2 separate regions of the Mus musculus genome follow, and region 1 is linked to region 2. The links are chromatin loops, found by intact Hi-C in ENCODE. Cell type or tissue: left cerebral cortex. All regions are shown on one strand. Each heading gives the region's core, and the rest is flanking DNA. Links, peaks and the distances in the headings are about the cores only.

What was found. Peaks named below come from ENCODE experiments on the same cell type or tissue, not always from the same donor. Only the 100,000 strongest peaks of a DNase experiment are listed, where the experiment ranks them.
Region 1: it touches region 2 in a loop (4-fold over the local background); 7 of 42 quality-filtered maps call a loop at or near these places.

The regions. Positions count from the first base shown.
Region 1 is chr9:55,390,957-55,393,865 of GRCm38, forward strand. All of the region lies in intron 3 of Tmem266 (transmembrane protein 266), which reads left to right. Among named protein-coding and RNA genes, the nearest start is that of Tmem266, 65 kb to the left of the region's middle. In left cerebral cortex, for the core only: a CTCF peak has its summit at 1,558 (motif pointing left); a DNase peak (open chromatin) is centred at 1,529.
Region 2 is chr9:55,224,393-55,227,301 of GRCm38, forward strand. Nrg4 (neuregulin 4) reads right to left here. Exons shown (of 8, transcript NM_032002.2): 7 at 2,224-2,362. It overlaps Fbxo22 (F-box protein 22), which reads left to right. Exons shown (of 7, transcript NM_028049.2): 7 at 1-41. Among named protein-coding and RNA genes, the nearest start is that of Fbxo22, 17 kb to the left of the region's middle. In left cerebral cortex, for the core only: no CTCF peak of the experiment used is centred there; DNase peaks (open chromatin) are centred at 1,743 and 2,054; H3K27ac peaks cover 266 bases.

The sequences.
Region 1 (2,909 bases), core at 174-2,673, 170 kb after region 2:
CCACTGAACTAGACCACTCTGAGAGTGGAAAGAGAGGTTTACTGGGAATCTCAGGGGGCATTCAGTCACATGACTGTCCCAGTTTGTTTTCCAGTGCTATTATGATCACCGTGACCAAAAGCAGCGTGGGGAGGAGAGTGCTTATCACACCTTACAGTTTGGAGTCCATAATCGAGACAAGCTGTAGCAGGAGCTCAAGGAAGGGACATAGAGGCAGGAACTGAAACAGGGCCACAGAGAAATGCCACCAACTGGCTTGTTCTTAACTCACTCAGCCTGCTTTTTTGTTTGGTTTTGTTTTGTTTTGGAGGCAAGGTTTCTCAGTGTACCCCTGGCTGTCCTAGAACTAGCTCTGTAGACCAGGCTGGCCTTGATCTAGCAGAGAGACACCTGCTTCTGCCTCCCAAGGGCTAGGATTAAAGGCAGAACCATCTGTCCAGGGGTAGCACTACCCATAGTGGGCTGCCATTCGTTAATCAAGAAGATGCCCCTCCAAACTTGCCTACAGGCCAGGATAATGGAGGCATTTTCTCAAGGTGGCCCCAGCTTGGGTTAGGTTAACAAAACTACTAACAAGCACAATGACCCTTAAGAGTAAGTTTAAGAAGCTAGGCAGGGGGTCTCCATGAGGGCCAAGGAGTCTCTGCATCTCTTGAAACCTTAAATGCAGAGTTGTAGTTTTATGTCTATGGCGTGGGGGGGGGGGGTGTGTGTGGCAAATGGTTATTGTTTTTGTCAATTATTGGAGAGCTTTGCTCCGAGGAATCTTCTGAGCCACGGGGGGGGGGGGGGGGAGAAGCCCCCTGCAGGCCAGACAGGGGGCAAACGCCTGGTGCTCCAGGCTTCATCTTCATCTCCGTCGCCCCTACCTCTAGACTTCTAGACTCATTCCGACCTCCCCTCAGATCTTTTCTTTGGGAACTTAATGGACAACAATCCAAATGTGCAACTAACGAGGTCTTCTGTCCCGGACACTAGAGAAACCACCTTCATTGCCTGTGAAGAACCCTTTTAGGATAACTGGAGAGTCCCCACCATCCCCACAGGCTCACACCAGGAGGACAACGTTTCCTCTGAGTGCATAGTGGGTTGTAGGGAGAAAGAGGCTTGGCCCTGAAGGAGCAACGCAAGCCCGGCCCTGATTGGTCCATACTTCACCTTTAAGATGAGGCTGTTTCTTTGTCAAGCTTGGGACCACTACCTGACCTGATCTTGCCTGCCTGCCTTCCAGGCCACTCCTATGGCCTGACCTCCCATAAAAGAGCCTTTGGGGATTTGCCAAACTCCATTTTCATATTCTAGAATTTATTCTCTCAAACTGTTACCCCAAACAACTAAGAATATAAAACAGAAGCCGCACCGGCGCTCACCTGCTTTCCACCCCCGGACTCCTCTGAGGCCTCATGAGGGGTGCCGGAACTTCTCTGGAATACCACCTGCCAGCAGGCCCATCTGTTGGTATTCTCTATTTGGGCAGCCCAAGCCCTCCCCAGAGCTGCCCCTGGCTTTTGTAGCACATGTTGGGAAATAGGGGCACGTCTGCCCTCTGGTGGCAACTTCAGGAATAACACCACTCCGGGACTTTGATGGGCTGAGGCTGCCTGAAAGAAGTTATTTTCCAGTCTGTGTCCGGGCTTCAGCCCAGTCAGTTCTTTTATTAACCACGCAAACCGGGTTATAAAAACGGGAAACACCGTCTTCTTGGAGTATACCTTTCCGCGGAGAGGGAACACACACTCTCCTTGGAATGTCTGAGTCACTTGCATTTCACAAGGAGTGATCCAATTCTAAACCTGGGGCCAGGCAGGAACCTGCAGGTTCTGCCTCACCGCTGGTTCCCATTCCCACTAGGGAGCCCAGATGGAAGTTACTTTAGAGTTGTACAGCCCCGTCCCTGTCTCTCTTGTTAAAACATAGGCACAGGCAAGCCTCCTTCCTGGTGGCCCTGGTTACCTTCTCTGTCCTGCTCCCAAGCTTCTGTCACACCACATACACCCTCAGTTCATCCTCCATAATAGTTGTCACCTGCAAGAACACTCTTGAGCTGGGTTCTCCTGAAATGCAGGCCCAAATTCAGTGGGTGTTGGGGACGATTTAGCTTCCCTAACTCCAGGAGTGCTCACATCTGAAGAGGCAGAACCATGGTCCACACCTTGGAGTCACCTCACGAAGTTATAGACCATGGGCCTAACCCAGAAATGGTGGCTTCATAAGGGACCTGGGGTATGGCTTAAACCTTGGGACTTTCCAGCAATCTCTGGCCTGGATGCTGATCCCAACCCCCACTTCCAGGCTTCTCTGCCTGGAGTCATCTACCTACAGCAGGTATCTTCCTTTGTCTCTTAAGTCACTGCTGTGCTGTGGGGTCACTGGGAGAAAAGAGGTTCACCTCAGCTGTGGTACAAATACCATCTCCTTGTGCAGCTCGGGGACCAACATGAATTTCCTCCCAGGCTGAGAGCAGCTGGTGACTGAATGCCAAGCTCTGGGCAGGCACAGCTAAGCTGCCACAGCAGTAGAGTAGGATAGGTAGACTTGGCTTTGCAATGCTTTGGGATTTGGCAGGAGATGGGTCTTGTCATGGGGAGTGGTTGCCCCAGCAGCATCTGCCCAGGTGCTAGGTGATTAGTGAGCTCTGCCCACCATGCAAGAGAAACCCTTCCTCCCTAAGCCAGTTCCTGGCCCATGTCCTGGTGTCCTTTGGGCCTGAAGAGAATGTTGGTACTAACTAGGCAGGTCTGTGTGTTTCTTCCCGATACCTATGGGCACTGCCTTTAACTTTCTTGACCATCACTTCCTCCTTGAGATCTCCCCCGCCATTGCTAAAAGTCCTTCCCAGGGAGAGTGGACCTCTCCTAAGGTTCTAACTACAGAAGGAAGCAGCATCCCAGCAGACTTCACTGTAGGAG
Region 2 (2,909 bases), core at 313-2,812:
ATATTTTGTTTGTACACCAATAAAACATACTTCCCACTCAACTGGTGTTGTAATTATTGCTGTTGATAAGAGGATGAAGGATATAACTGGCTCTTAACAGTAACCCAGACTGAGGGGGAGGTGTGTAAGCAGCAGCCCCTCAGTATCCACGTTTACATTGCACACTTTACTCATGCCTGCCTTCCCAACAATGGCGTGACCTTTGTTTGCTCTGTTCTTATTGCTTGGAATATGGGCAGGTCACCTTGGACACTGCAGAGATGTCAGTACTCCATTGTGGTGGGGATCACAGAGGGATCCTGGGTCTCTTTACACTGTGTTGTTGGCCCCTCACAGTGGACCCAGGCTGCCTGCTTCTAGCTTGTGTTACAGGCAGAAGTTAACATGGACTTGTTGCAGGATGTTCTTACAAGGTAACATTTCTGTATTGTTCAAAGGTTTGTACTAATAGGACAATAGATACTTTATAAATAAAATCAAATACAGGTATTAAAAAAGTAATTGCTGGTTTGTCACAAAAAAACAAATGCCTAGAAATGCCAACTGCTGATACTTAACGAAGCTGCAAAAAATAATCACATTTTTTTAAAAAAAGTGATTTGAGCACAGTAGTGAAGGCATGCTCACATACTGAGCTGTCATCTCAAGCAAGGCTTAGATCTACCAACAAGGCTTATCAATTGCTGCTTTCTCTGTATACGAACAATGAAAAGTGCTTCTGGGACTCTGGTTTGTTAGACAAGGGTTGCCTCAAGAATGCATTTTCACTCCCTTGATCCAAGGAAAGTGGAAGTGGAACCTTGAAGCCGAGGTATAGATATCCAGAACCATTACCTGTACAGAAAAGTACAGGCGGCCTGCATTCACGGTGTAATTCAGGTGTGCCACTGTTCTAATCCTTCGTTAATTGCTTAATGTGGCAGAGAACTGAATGCTGCTGGAATAGAAGGTATTGTCCTCTTAACAGCCCATTACCAGCTTTCTATGTGTGAATGCTTGTCCTTCCTCACCTGCCCAAAAGAGTCTCTGAGATTATCATGTTAAAAACCTCCTTAAAGGAGATTTTGTGGCCCTCTTCTGAGCCAAAGGGGTGGATCAGGCGTTGTCCTGCTGCTGACCGGAATGTAGCTTTTTGTAGAATAAAGGCTGGCAGCCAGTGGCTGGACAGGAAGTGGAAGGTGGGGCTTCCTGGTAGGGACTCTGGGAAAAAGAAAGGGGGAGAGAGGATACAGAGGTGACTATGGGTTTGGAAGGGATAGCTAGCCATGTGATAGGACGGGGCTAGATGGTTGAGATAACTTACATGAACTAATTGAAAGTCTGCCTAGCTAAGGCCTAAGCTTTAAGATATTAAAAGGTCTGTCTTTATTTTTGCTGAAGTGCCACCTGGGTCATCCAACAAACAGGCATACAAAGGCACAGAGAAATGAGTTCTATTCAAAGATAAATACCAGCAAGATGACTCAACAGATGAAGGTGTGCTTGCCCCCCAGACACAGGGTAAGTTTGATATCCACCGCCCACACACTGGAAGAAGAGAGCTGACTAATGAAAGTTGCCCTTTGACCTCTGCACACATGCCATAGCATGCATTTGAGAGTTCAAACACAGATAATCAAAAAAGAAGCAACATAAGCTGGCACAACTTACTAGAGACTTCAGTACACCCACAGGAACATGGTAAAGGACAGAATCTGTGTCTACAAAAAGGAAGGAAATGTGAAGAGACAAACCCCAACCCCTTAAGAGAAAAGACTAACAAAAGACCTCCTCACCAGGAGCTTTCAGAGAGGGACAATGAGGAAGAAAGCTAAAAGCTGGAATCAGAAAAGTATAAACAGGAACAGATGAACCCAGCATGAAGAAATTGTGGGATAGAGATACAAGCCACTGCCCAATCCAACATTCGTGTTGTCAAGGAAAGACATTTGGTAAAAACCATCCTTTTGTTATTAAAAATAATGAATTAGAAGTAGAGGGAAATTACCTCAACGTAAAAGCCACCATGAAAATGCCCACAGTGAAATCACACCCACTGGAGAAGTAGAGAAAGCGCCAGATGCACTGTTGCTAGGCAACATGGCTAGAGCCACTAAGCAAGTAAAAGGAAAGGCATCAAGCTGGAAAGAAGTAAAATTATCTGTTCATAAATTATATGATCTTATACCCAGAAAAGTAAAGATTCCACAAAAGACTTTCAGAACCAATAAACTAACTACTTACAGTAGCAGGGTGCAAGGTCAACACAGGAAACCAGCGTCATTTCTGTATGTGAACGATGAACAATCAAACAGTAGAGCATCAAGAAGAGTGAGATCCTGGGACTGCCATAGAAATGATGGGACACATCCATGATGATGGGCTGGAAAATTTAAATGTTAGCACTACCTAGAGCAATCTACAGAGTCACTGTAATCCCTATCCAAACCACCACATCACAGTGCAGTTTTTTATTTTCTGGACAGAAAAATGCACCCTAAAGTTCAGATCCAATCTCAGGGGACTTGGAATAGCCAAATCAATCTGGAATATTAACCTAGGATACGTCATCTGGTTGCAGAACAGAGTGACTCTTGCACCAGGTTAAGCTGATGGAACAGGAATCCTTAGATAAGCAACATCTGTATCATGAATAATTTTTGACAAAAGTACCAAGACTATTTTCAATAAGGAAGAGACAATCTTCAAGAAATGCTGGAGTTGGAACCTTAAGTAATACCATTATGAAAATTAACTCAAAAATTTAACAATAGTAGCTTAAAAAACTATACAACTTTTGGGAAATCAGGATAATGAATTTTTCAATGATTTTGTGGAGTGTTACCAAATATTTAGGGATCAAAAAATAGATCTAAACAGAATAATTAAAAATTAAAATTTTGTGCATAAAATATATCATACTTAAAGAA